Regions from separate parts of the Homo sapiens genome. Here regions 2 and 3 are each linked to region 1. A link is a contact called in ENCODE Hi-C or POLR2A ChIA-PET data. All regions are on one chromosome and are shown on one strand. Each heading gives the region's core, a stretch centred on a gene start or an enhancer-like site at or near the end of the contact. The rest is flanking DNA. Distances are from core to core; before and after follow the strand shown.

The links. Hi-C counts contacts between places; a loop is a spot of excess contacts on that map. ChIA-PET counts read pairs that join two places held with the same protein, here RNA polymerase II (POLR2A). Pooled maps may share reads with other maps.
Region 2: a pooled map shows a loop between it and region 1 (3-fold over the local background). The contact joins two enhancer-like sites. A Hi-C loop is called at or near these places in 1 of 50 pooled maps. POLR2A ChIA-PET finds 5 or more read pairs at or near these places in 2 of 52 experiments (Caco-2 and activated CD4-positive, alpha-beta T cell).
Region 3: a pooled map shows a loop between it and region 1 (4-fold over the local background). The contact joins the promoter of FBXL19 here to the enhancer-like site in region 1. A Hi-C loop is called at or near these places in 4 of 50 pooled maps.

Annotation. Positions count from the first base shown.
Region 1 is chr16:31,475,418-31,479,096 of GRCh38, reverse strand. It overlaps TGFB1I1 (transforming growth factor beta 1 induced transcript 1), which reads right to left. Exons shown (of 11, transcript NM_001042454.3): 8 at 2,912-3,085; 9 at 2,535-2,616; 10 at 2,087-2,235; 11 at 1,139-1,787. The coding sequence ends at 1,521. Among named protein-coding and RNA genes, the nearest start is that of TGFB1I1, 5.1 kb to the right of the region's middle. RefSeq lists a silencer at 1,971-2,060 and enhancers at 1,354-2,086, 2,087-2,818, 2,819-3,551. Within about 2 kb of position 1,581, at least 14 of the 41 ENCODE cell types and tissues checked have a DNase peak (open chromatin) inside an H3K27ac peak, as active enhancers do.
Region 2 is chr16:30,812,685-30,816,363 of GRCh38, reverse strand. The region is part of intron 1 of LOC124903679 (a long non-coding RNA gene); the gene reads right to left. Among named protein-coding and RNA genes, the nearest start is that of ZNF629, 27 kb to the right of the region's middle. RefSeq lists a silencer at 1,740-2,069 and enhancers at 2,090-2,239, 2,110-2,664, 2,665-3,220. Within about 2 kb of position 1,948, at least 30 of the 41 ENCODE cell types and tissues checked have a DNase peak (open chromatin) inside an H3K27ac peak, as active enhancers do.
Region 3 is chr16:30,921,877-30,925,555 of GRCh38, reverse strand. It overlaps FBXL19 (F-box and leucine rich repeat protein 19), which reads right to left and starts at 1,984. Exons shown (of 11, transcript NM_001382779.1): 1 at 1,097-1,984. FBXL19-AS1 (FBXL19 antisense RNA 1) reads left to right here and starts at 2,287. Exons shown (of 1, transcript NR_024348.1): 1 at 2,287-3,679. RefSeq lists enhancers at 2,066-2,225, 2,266-2,355, 1,978-2,945, 2,386-3,205, 2,946-3,679.

The DNA of each region.
Region 1 (3,679 bases), core at 332-2,831:
AGGGACAGTAAGTAATGGCTCTGAGTGCGCTGATTGTTCTGCCTTGACTGGGACACCTGGGGGTGGGAGTGAGAAAGGGTTAAGCTGAGGCCGTAACTACATGAAACATTCAGGTGATCCAAGATGTTGTGGGTCAATAGTAAGAGGGAAGCTGTACCTTAGTGCCCAGAACCAAAAGGTGAGCACAGCTGGCACTCTGAATAGAGCTCCATCCCTCAAGGCCCTTTAATAGGAGAAAAAATCTGGGAACCAAAGGCAGTGCAGGAGGGGAGCAGATTAAGTTCTTTCTCTCTCCTTCCTTCCTTCCTTCTTCCTTTCTCTTTCTTTCTTCCTTTCTTTTCTTTCTTTTTTTTTTTTTTTTTTTTTTTTTTGAGACGGAGTCTCGCTCTGTTGCCCAGGCTGGAGTGCAGTGGCGTGATCTCGGCTCACTGCAACCTCTGCCTCCCAAGTTCAATTGATTCTCCTGCCTCAGCCTCCAGAGAAGCTGGGATTACAAGCGTGTGCCACCATACCCAGCTAATTTTTGTATTTGTAGTAGAGACGGGGTTTCCCCATGTTGGCCAGGCTGGTCTCAAACTCCTGGCCTCAAGTGATTCACCCGCCCTGGCCTCCCACAGTGCCAGGATTACAGGCATGAACCACTGTAAGCGCTTATTTCAAGAATAAAGGGAAGGGCGGGCACAGTGGCTCACACCTGCAATCCCAGTACTTTGGGAGGCCAAGGCGGGAGGATCGCTCAAGACCAGGAGTTCGAGGTTGCAGTGAGCTATGGCACCACTGTACTCCAGCCTGGGCGACAAAGTGAGACCTCATCTCTTAGGACAAAACAAAACAAAACAAAATATAGAACTGAAGAAAGAGTAATGAGGGCGGGAATATTCGGTGGGGCCCCAGTTGGAGCTCTTGTCCTGGCTCTGCCACTATCTGTACAGTCCTGCGCGAGTCGCCACACTTTCCAGCCTCAGGCTCATCTGATACTTGAAGTAGGAAGTGCAGGAGTGGCTACCTGCAAGGGCTGAGGCTGCAGGTCCCGCTGCGGCCACAGGGCAGTGACCTAGAGACGGCCGGGGACAGAGCCAGCGCGGGGGTGGGGAGTCAGGGCCAAGCTCCTGCGCGCATTCAGAGACAGCACCAGGGAGAGGTGGAATGCGTGTGTTTATGTAGGTAGAAAAAGTGCACAGAACAGTGAGGGTGCAGGGAGCAAGGACGTCCTGGCCTGGCCTCCGATTCGCTGGAATTGCAAGGACCCTCCCCCAGTAAGGGGGCTCCCTCAAGGGTGGGAATAGAGTGGAGGCCCGCACGGGAGTTCTTGTCTGTGTGCAATCCACTTTGTGGGCGTGTGGGTTTAGGTCTGGCTGGGCCGTTTCTGAACTTGACCCCTGAGGACTCATAGTACCTTAGGGGCGGGGCTCTCCAGTGGGTGGGGCCTCCCGCTCTGAGAGCAAGGCCTCGGGGTCTGGAGGACCCGGCTTTTCCGGGAGGGCGCGGCCTCCGGGGGAGAGGGCGAGCCGAGCGGGCTGTCAGCCGAAGAGCTTCAGGAAGCAGGGCTGGCAGTAGGGCTTGCCGGCGCGCTCCTGGAAGGACCCCTTGGTGAGCGGGCGCAGGCAGAAGGTGCATGTGAAGTGGTCCGGGTGGAAGCGGCGACCCAGGGCCGACACGCAGCGGCCGGTCACAGGGAGGCCACACGTGGCGCACAGCGAGCCGCGTCGTGCGTGGAAGTGGTTCTCGCACAACGGGCGGCCCTCGTGCTCGAAAAAGCTGCCTCCCGAGAAGGGCGCGAAGCATTCCTGGGGAAGGGAAGCCGCGAAAGAGGACAGACAGGTCAGCGGCCACTGCCAGACAACGCGCGTTACTAGCGGATAACGCCCTGGGACCCCGCAGCCCGCCCTAGACGCGAAGAATCCCGTCCGGTGGGACCCTGCCCGGAAAACTCGCCCCACCCGAGGTTCCTAGCAGCACCTCCCGTGACCCGCCCCCCCGAGGGCCCGCCCCCTGCCCTGCACCCTTGACCCGCCCCTCCAAGGCCCCGCCCCACAGCCCTGTACCCTTGACCCGCCCCTCCAACGCCCCGCCCCGCAGCTCGCACCCTGCAGACGAAACAGTCCGGGTGCCAGAGCGCGCTGAGCGCCGAGATGTAGTTATCCAGGATGGGGCCCTGGCAGCCCTGGCAGCGCGGGGCGAACAGCTGCAGGAAGTCCCGGCGGCAGTAGGGGCGGCCCTCGCGCTCGTGGAAACCTAGGAGAGGGAACCGAGTGGGCTGAAAGCAAAGGGTGCGGGCGGGACGGGGGACCCACAAGACCTGAGATCTGGGGCCGAAGGAGGGGCAGTCCGAGGGAGCCTTGGGGAAGGAGGAGCCGGGTCTATGGCGGGACAGAGCGGGGAGGGCTCGGGTCCGGAGTCTGTGTAGGAGAGGGCAGGGCCAGAAGAGAGCAGAAGGAAAACCATGGCCCTGAGGACTCCGGAGGTCGGAGGGGCTGGGGCGAGACGTCGAGGGGACCCGCAGCTTTTAAGATGGGAGTCGAGTTCACTCTCACCCTCATCTCCGAAGGGCTCCCCGCAACTGACGCAGCAGAAATGCTCTGGGTGCCAGTGAGTGCCCAAGGCGGTCACCATCTTCTGCAGGGAGGGAGAGGGCACTCAGCGCGGCCTCCGTGCCTTCGCGCCTTCCTCTCCCGCGCGGAACCCGGGTGACTGGACTAAGGCATGCGTGGGGGGAGGGGGAGAAGATCTAACTAGGAACGTGGGGGTCAGAAAGGAAGAGTGGAGTCCAAGGGGCCGTGGACATTGCCAAGGGGAAGGGGTAGGGGTGGAGTGGGGTATCGCGGGTGGGGCGGGACCCATGCGGTGGAGGCCCGTCCCACAGCTCTCCTGGTGAGATAGGGCGGGCTCGGTGCGGCCGGGCGGGGCTCACGTGTCGGATGGGCTGGTTGCAGAAGCCACATCTTGGCGAGAAGCGCTCAAAGTAGCACTCGGGGCAGAAGGGGGCTCCATCCTTCTCGAAGAAGCTGCTGCCTCCCAGGGCGGTGGAACAGCCTCCGCAAACGAAGTGCTCGGGGTGCCAGGCGCGGCCCAGAGCCGTCACCACCTGCGAGTGGGAGGTGAGGCGGGTCAGAGCGGCTCTGACAACCACATGCCCAGTGAGGCAAGATTTACGCGGCGTTTTTCGAGTCCTCTCTGAGCGATCAGAATAAAGAATCCAGTGTTCGAGATCACGCAGCCTGTAAGCGATGGAGATCTAGCTCCCGTGTTCCGTCTTCCAGCTGCGCTCCAGGATTGACCTATACATGAGGCACAGCAGGCACAGCGCCTGGAGCCCACAATACATTTAGGGGCCCATAAAAACGTTTTAATTTTTTTAAAATCAAAATACGATCAGGCTGGGTGGCTCGTGCCTCTAATCCTAGCATTTGGGAGGCTGAGGTGGGAGGATTACTTGAGTCCAGGAGTTTGAGACCAGCCTGGGCAACATGGCGAAGCCCCATCTCTACAATAAATAAATAAAATTAGCTGGGCGAGGTGGCGGGCGCCTTTAGTCCCAGCTACTCGGGAGGCTGAGCTGGGAGGATCACTTGAGCCCAGAAGGTCGAGGCTGCAGTGAGCCACAATCGCACCACTGCACTCCAGCTTGGGTCACAAGAGTGAGAATTTGCCTCAAAATAAATAAGAGGGAGGAAGTGAA
Region 2 (3,679 bases), core at 699-3,198, 660 kb after region 1:
CCAAGTAGCTGAGACTACAGGAGTCCACCACCATGCCGGCTAATTTTTTTGTATTTTTAGTAGAGACAGGGTTTCACCGTGTTAGCCAGGATGGTCTCAATCTCCTGACCTTGTGATTCGCCCGCCTCGGCCTCCCAAAGTGCTGGGATTACAGGCGTGAGCCACCGTGCCCGGCTAATTTTTTTTTTTAATGGAGTTTCACTCTTGTTGCCCAGGCTGGAGTGCAATGGCACGATCTCAGCTCACCACAACCAATGACTCCTGGGTTCAAGCCATTCTCCTGCCTCAGCTTCCCGAGTAGCTGGGATTACAGGTGTGCACCACCACACCCAGCTAATTTTTGTATTTTAGTAAAGACGGGTTTTCTCCATGTTGGTCAGGCTCGTCTTGAACTCCCAACCTCAGGTGATCTGCCTGCCTCAGCCTCCCAAAGTGCTGGGATTACAGGCATGAGCCACCATGCCTGGCCTACTATATTATTACTTTTTAAAAACTGTGATAAAACCGGTCAAGCATGGTGTCTCATGCCGGTAATCCCAGCACTTTGGGAGGCTGAGGCAGGCAGATCACTTGAGCTCAGGAGTTTGAAACCAGCCTGGGCAATGTGGCAAAACCCCATCTCTAAAACACAAGCAAACAAACAAAAATTAGCCAAGCGTGGGCCAGGCGTGGTGGCTCATGCTTGTAATCCCAGCACTTTGAGAGGCCGAGGCAGGCGGATCACCTGAGGTGAGTTTGAGACCAGCCTGGCCAACATGGCGAAAACCTATCTCTACTAAAAACACAAAAATTAGGCCAGGTGTGGTGGCTCACACCTGTAATCCCAGCACTTTGGGAGGCCAAGGCGGGCGGATCACCTGAGGTCAAGAGTTCGAGACCAGACTGACCAACATGGAGAAACCCCGTCTCTACTAAAAATACAAAAATTAGCTGGTGTGATGGCACATGCCTGTAATCCCAGCTACTCGGGAGGCTGAGGCAGAAGAATCGCTTGAACCCAGGAGGCGGAGGTTGTGGTGAGTTGAAATCGCGCCACTGCACTCCAGCCTGGGCAACAAGAGCAAAATTCCATCTCAAAACAAAAAAAGAAGTGTAACTAACAACATCAGGTGGTGGGACTCGGACATTTTTGGACCCCCCATACCTTCACCCACACCTCGGAGAGCAGATGTTTTGAATTGGAAACATCGAATTTTCAGTCCACCTAGAGTAAGCCCTTTGTCGGCTCAGCTTCTTGAACGTATGCATTTCATGCTCACCACATCCAAACTGTAAGGCTCCATCCAACCAACCAACCAAAATCCCTGTCCTGGACGGGAGCGGTGGCTCCCGCCGGTAATCCCAGCACTTTGGGAGGCCGAGGCGGGCGGATCACTTTAGACCATCTTGGCCAGCATGATGAAACCCCATATCTACTACAAATGCAAAATTTAGCTGGGTGTGGCGGTGCACACCTGTACAGCTACTTGGGAGGCTGAGTTGGGAGAATCGCTTGAACCCGGGAGGCAGAGGCTTCAGTGAGCAGATCATACTACACTGCAGCGTGGGTGATTAAGTCAGACTCTGTGAAAAGAAAGAAAAAGAAAGGAAAGAAAGAAAGGGAAGGAGGGAAGGAGGGAGGGAAGGAAGGAAGGAAAAAACCTCCCTGTCCTTTTGGCCCTGAAGGGACCTTCGCTTTCCAAAGGGCTATGGCAAGAAGGGTGGGTCGCAGCCACGTCACCGGCGGGAGGGTCGGCAAGGACGGTTGCTAGGTCGCCGCACAGCTTCCGCCGCGGAGAGAACCAAAGGACTGGGAGGAGAAGTGAACGCCCGCCCCATCCACGGTGCGGCCTGGGATTGGCTCACCGTTGTAAAGCCATGCCCCCAACCCGGGCAGCGCCGCGGCCACCCGCCCGGTTCCGAAACGGACCAGCAGGGGGCGGCCTGCACGTCCTGGCCGTGGCTCCTGCCCGTGGAGGCGACCCCAGCGGCCCAGACAACTAAGACCCGTGTTGCGTAATCTCCCCGGCCCCGCCCAGGGAGAGGTGCCTCTGCCCCCGGGGACCCTGGCGAACGCACGTTCCCCTGTTGATCATTCAGGCTGCACTGTGGACCCGGAAGTCTGGGTCCAGATCCAGCGAATTCGGAGAATCCTCAGCGGCCCCTCGTCTAAGCCGCAGCAAAAAAAGGGATTGGACTCACTGGACCACCTCCAAGGAGCCTGTCCAGTCTGACAGGCCCTATTTCTCATGGAAGACCCTGGGCTTCTCTGGCCTGAAGTTGAGAGCTGGCCCTGGCTCTGGCATTCCCTCTCTGAGTGGCCTTGGGCAAGTTATAGCCTATTTCTGAGCTTGTTTCCTCATCCTATTGTTAAGTCCTATGAGGGTTAGATGTCCTCAAAGGTCCCTTCCAGTTCTTAGCCATGAAACAGACTTGATAACATGTGGAAATCTCTGACATGTTAAATCTCTGACACGTAAATCTCTGACATGTTATGCTATTTAGCCACCTTCACCTTCTTTTCTTTTTTTTTGAGACTGAGTCTCGCTCTGTCGCCCAGGGTGGATTGCAGTGGTGCGATCTCAGCTCACTGCAACCTCCACCTCATGGGTTCAAGCGATTCTCCTGCCTCAGCCTCCTGAGTAGCTGGAATTATAGGCATGCACCACCACATCCAGCTAATTTTTGTATTTTTAGTAGAGACGGTGTTTCACCGCGTTGGTCAGGCTGGTCTTGAACTCCTGACTTCAGGTATCCACCCACCTCGGCCTCCCAAAGTGCTGGGATTACAGGCATGAGCCACTGTGCCTGGCCCTCTTTTCTTTTTTTTTTAATACAGGGTCTCACTCTGTCGCCCAGGCTGGAGTGCAGTGGCACAATCCTAGTTGGCTGCAGCCTCCAACTCCTGGGCTCAAGCAATCCTCCCGCCTCAGCCTCCCAAGTAGCTGGAACCACAGGCACACACCACAATGCCCGGCTTTTTTTTTTGGAGAGACGGGGTCTCACTATGGTGCCCAGCCCCACCTTCACTTTCTGTACACAAAAATTCTAGAAAAGGAGGGGAAAGGCTGGGTTGGCACCTAAAAATAAAATAGGGACTGTCAACAGATCCCTGAAAGAGTGCCTGCCTGCACTAAGGGGATGATGCTGGAGAGGATAATGGAATGTCCATTGTACTCTAACCCCCTCATTTTGCAGATGAGGAAACTTTGACAGCAGCTAAGTCACATTAGGAGGAAAAACCCAGGTTTTCTGATTTCATAATCAGTTCCTTTACAAAGTGTTAGGAAATAGAAGGCATAAATATGTTAAAACAGAGAAAGAAAATTATCCACAGGAATAAAAGCAAACAATTTAATTTGTAGCACTTCCCACTTTGGTGTACTTAGGATTTCTATCCTGCCTACATTCGTGGTGACTTACAAAGCAAAAATAGAGCAATAAAAAATAAAACAGAAGTGAGTTATCTCTCTCTTCTGCTTTTTCATCTATCACCACTGCCCCATTGTCCCCTCCAGAAGAGCTTCTAACCCCTACCCTAATGTTCCAAACTGACCTTTGTAATCTTTTTTTTTTTTTTTTTTTTTGAGGCAGTCCCAGCTACTCAGGATGCTGAGGGGGTGAAAATTGCTTGAGCCCAGGAGTTTGAGACCAGCTTGGGCAACACAGCAAAACTCCATCCAGCACTTTGGGAGGCCGA
Region 3 (3,679 bases), core at 735-3,234, 550 kb after region 1:
TGCAGCAGCTCAAGAGGAGCCCAAGAACTGCTTCCTGGCCTCGCTCCTCTACCGCCTCCTCAGGGTCCCTTCCCTAGCCCAGGGAGCAGGAGGGGACACCGAGGCCCTCTCCTCTGCCATCCCCACACCGGAGCTCCTTGGAAAGGCCAGGCACTCCTTGTCCGTGGTGTTAGCTTGGAGAGATCCCAACTCTTCCCCTGTTATCCGAGTGTAGAATATCCCAGGCTCTCCCCAACCTCAATCTGGGGTAAACTGCCCAGATTCACCTCCCAGATACCCAGAGATTCCTAGACGGAAGCTCCGGACTTTTCCTCCCCCCCGCCCCACCAACCTTTTCATCCACAGCAGCCATCCAATCTCTCTTCCCCTCAACCCAGTTATCCTCACCAGATCCAGCGAGATCCTTGCCCCCAAGTCCCTAACGATCTCCTCTGCCCACTAACTCCCCAGAGCTCTGACAGCCCTGGAGATGCTTCTTCAGAGACCCTTCTCAGCCCAAGATCTCAGCCCCTCTTGTTCCCCACAGGGTTCCCTCCTCCAGGACACCCTCCTCTTGGATCCCTCAGGTCCACCTGGGCAATCTCCCAAATTCCTTGGGATTCTAGAATCCAGCCTGACATCTTCCCAGAACTGAGGATGGGCTCAGTCCTAGGACCCCCAGCTTCCCGGGCTGCTTTCATCCCTAATCATCTAGAATCCCTTGGGCTCCCCCTCCCATGGAAACCAGATCCTCCAAGATCCCATGTGGAATTAGAAGCCTGGAGGGTCTCTTCCCAGTCAGTCTTACCCCAGATTCCCCCTTTCCGGGGACTTTCATACCCATCCATGGGGCTAAGGGGCCCTCCAGCGCTCCAGGGGAGGGGCCTGGAGGGCGGCGACTGCAGGCGGGGGTGGGGGCTTTCAAGGGGAAGCAGGGTCTAGGAAGGAGGGCCAGTTCCCCAGGGTGGAGAGGTCATAGGAAGGAGGGCTGGAGATGAGTTTGGAGTAGAGAGAGGGTGAGGCTGGGGGCGGGGAAGGTAGAGAGAGGCCGGGCTGAGGATGAATGGGAGTGGGCGCTGCCCAGGTCTGGGGGTGAGGAGGAGCCGCATGAACCCACCTCACACGTGTCCCGGGAGCCATCTCTCCCTTCTCGGCAGCTCCCGGCGGGTCGGCGGCCATCGGCGGCGGGGGGGCCGGGCGGCGCGGGGCGCGGAACGCTCAGAACGCCGGGGTCCACGGCCCCCCGAGGGCGCTCGGCCCCTCCCTCCGGCGGAGGCCGGGACGGCGGCGAGTGGAGATGGGGGGCGCCGGGGGCGAGGCCCTCCCACGGGCTGCGGCGCGGCCCTTCCAGGGGGAGGTCCTGCTCTGGGAGGCTCAGTCCCTCAGCCCCCCCAGGCCAACGGGGGCTCCTTGGGCGCAGGGTGCTCAGCTTCTGCCCGGGGCCCACTCAGTCCCGGGTCCGAGTCCCAGCTCCCCTCCCCCCACCCCGCCCCGCCTCTCCCCAGCGCCCCTGGCCCTTTAACTGGCCCCTTCCCGGACCCCACTGCCCAGGGGTCCAGTGCCAGGCCTGGGCCCCCCCCACCGTTTCCGGGGTTCAAGCCCGCCCACCGCCGGTTCCCGGGGAGGGGGGGGTCGCTGTAACCTGCCCCCCTCCCCTGGGCCCGCCCCTGGACTGCGACCCCCTGCCCTACGGCTGCGAGGCGAGCGGAGGGGGAGGTGAAGGAAGCTGCTCCGGCCCCGCCCCCCCCAGCCCGCGCGCACCCCCGACCTCTCCCCCTCCCCCAAGCGCGCGACCCTCGGGAGATAGGGATTTAAATAAAATTTGAATAAATCCCCCTCCTCAAGCGGGAGGGTGGAAGGAAAGGATAGAGGGGGAGAGGGAAAGGGGAAGGGGGCAGTTGGGGTGTCTCAGCCCCCCTGGTCCCCCAGCCCCGCGCTGCTACGGCCCGGGGCCCTGGCCGCCTCTCTCATCCCTCCTCAGCTCCTTCCTCCTTCCTCCTCTCTTCCCCCCTCCCCTCCCCTCCCTCCTCCTTCCCTCCTCCTCCTCCTCCTCCCCCTCTTTACTCCCTCCTTCTCCCAGAGGAACCCCGCCCCCTTCCCCCTCCTTCCTCCACCACCTCCACTTTCCAGGACGAACGCACGCAGGGCTCGACGGGAGTTGTAGTCCTGCGGCCACTGATGCTACGGGGGAACAATAGGACGCTGGGGACAGCGGGAACTACAAACAGGACGGCGGAGGGCGTGCCCAGCCGGGAGCCGAGGATGCCGGGAGTTAGAGTCCCGTTGCCCCGAGGCTCCCAGTTGCAGAACATCGAGAAGGAGAGGGAACGATGACTACAAACAAGATGGCCTTCTCCCCCGACCCGACCTCCTTCCCAGGCACTCACACGCCCTCCTGTCCACAACCCTCCGCGTGTGTGGTACCTGACGGGAGTCGCAGTCCATCTGCTGCCTTCCCGCTGCCATTTCTACTCGTCAGGAACAATGGAAAGGTGAAAAGGAAAGAGGACTACAAGCAAGATGGCGGAAGAGGGACATACACCTGACTAGTAGTCGATCTTACGAGGTGCGATGGGATTAGTAGTTTTATAGCCTTCCAGTGTTCCTTAAGAATGGCGGAACCAGGAGGACGAGGAGACTACCGTAAAGATGGCAGGCTACCTAGCCTCTCCCGGTCTCCGCTTTCCACCACCTTGGGCACCTCGCCCGCCTGTGGTCTCGAAATCCCCCCCACCAGTGGCGCACGGCCTGACGGGAGTTGCAGTCTCCCGGCTCCCGTCTATCATCTCAAGTCGAGACAATGGAAGGGGATGGGGCGGGGCCACCGGCAAAGATGGCGGCTGCAGGGCCGGGGCGACTGCGACATGGGATGTGTAGTCCAGGCGTCTGGCCTCTTCCCTGCGGAAATGAGGGAGAGGACTACGAAAAAGATGGCGACCTCGCCCCTCGACCTCTGCGCCGGTGCCTGCTGGGAAATGTAGTTCCTTGCCGAGTCCAACAGAGAAAGGACGTCGCTGTTGAAATGTGAATCCCGGCGGACACGCCAAATTGCGAGGCGACGGAAACGGAAAGACTCTTTTCTCCTCTCTCCGCCACCGGCTTCTGAACAGCCTGGCGGGAAATGTAGTCCCAAGCTTTCACTCGCGAGTGGAGGGGAAGGATTTATGTCACCAGTGGGGATCAGTGCGGGTGGGGGAGAAAAACGTCGGGCGATCCGGGAATAAAGAATGTCCGCCTCTCCATGGGGCGAGGACTTCGCGTTTCAGGGGAGGGCCCTTAAAGGAAGGCAGCAGGAATCAGTCTTGTCGAACAGGGGGGCGTGGTTCTCGTCGAGAGTGCATTCACACTCTTGTTCCCTAGAAAGCCTGGGCACCTCCCACTCGATTCCTGCTCCTCAGACCTCCGGGAATCAGTGTCTTACAAGACGTGCGGGCTCCGGGGAAAAGGACCTGGAGTCACAGCGAATCCCCGCCCCGCCCCGGGAAGCCACCAAACCTTGCTTTTTCTCATCTGCAAAATGGGGACAATGGGGATAATGATCCCCACCTCGAAGCACAGTTGTGAGTGTTAAACAAGCCAATGTTCTTGTCACCAAAGTGCCCAACTCTGGCACGGGGCACGCGGTGGTAGATCCCTTTCTAAGGTCCCTTCCAGCCCAGCCGTTCTGGGAGCCCAGGAATCCATGATGCCGGACAGAGTT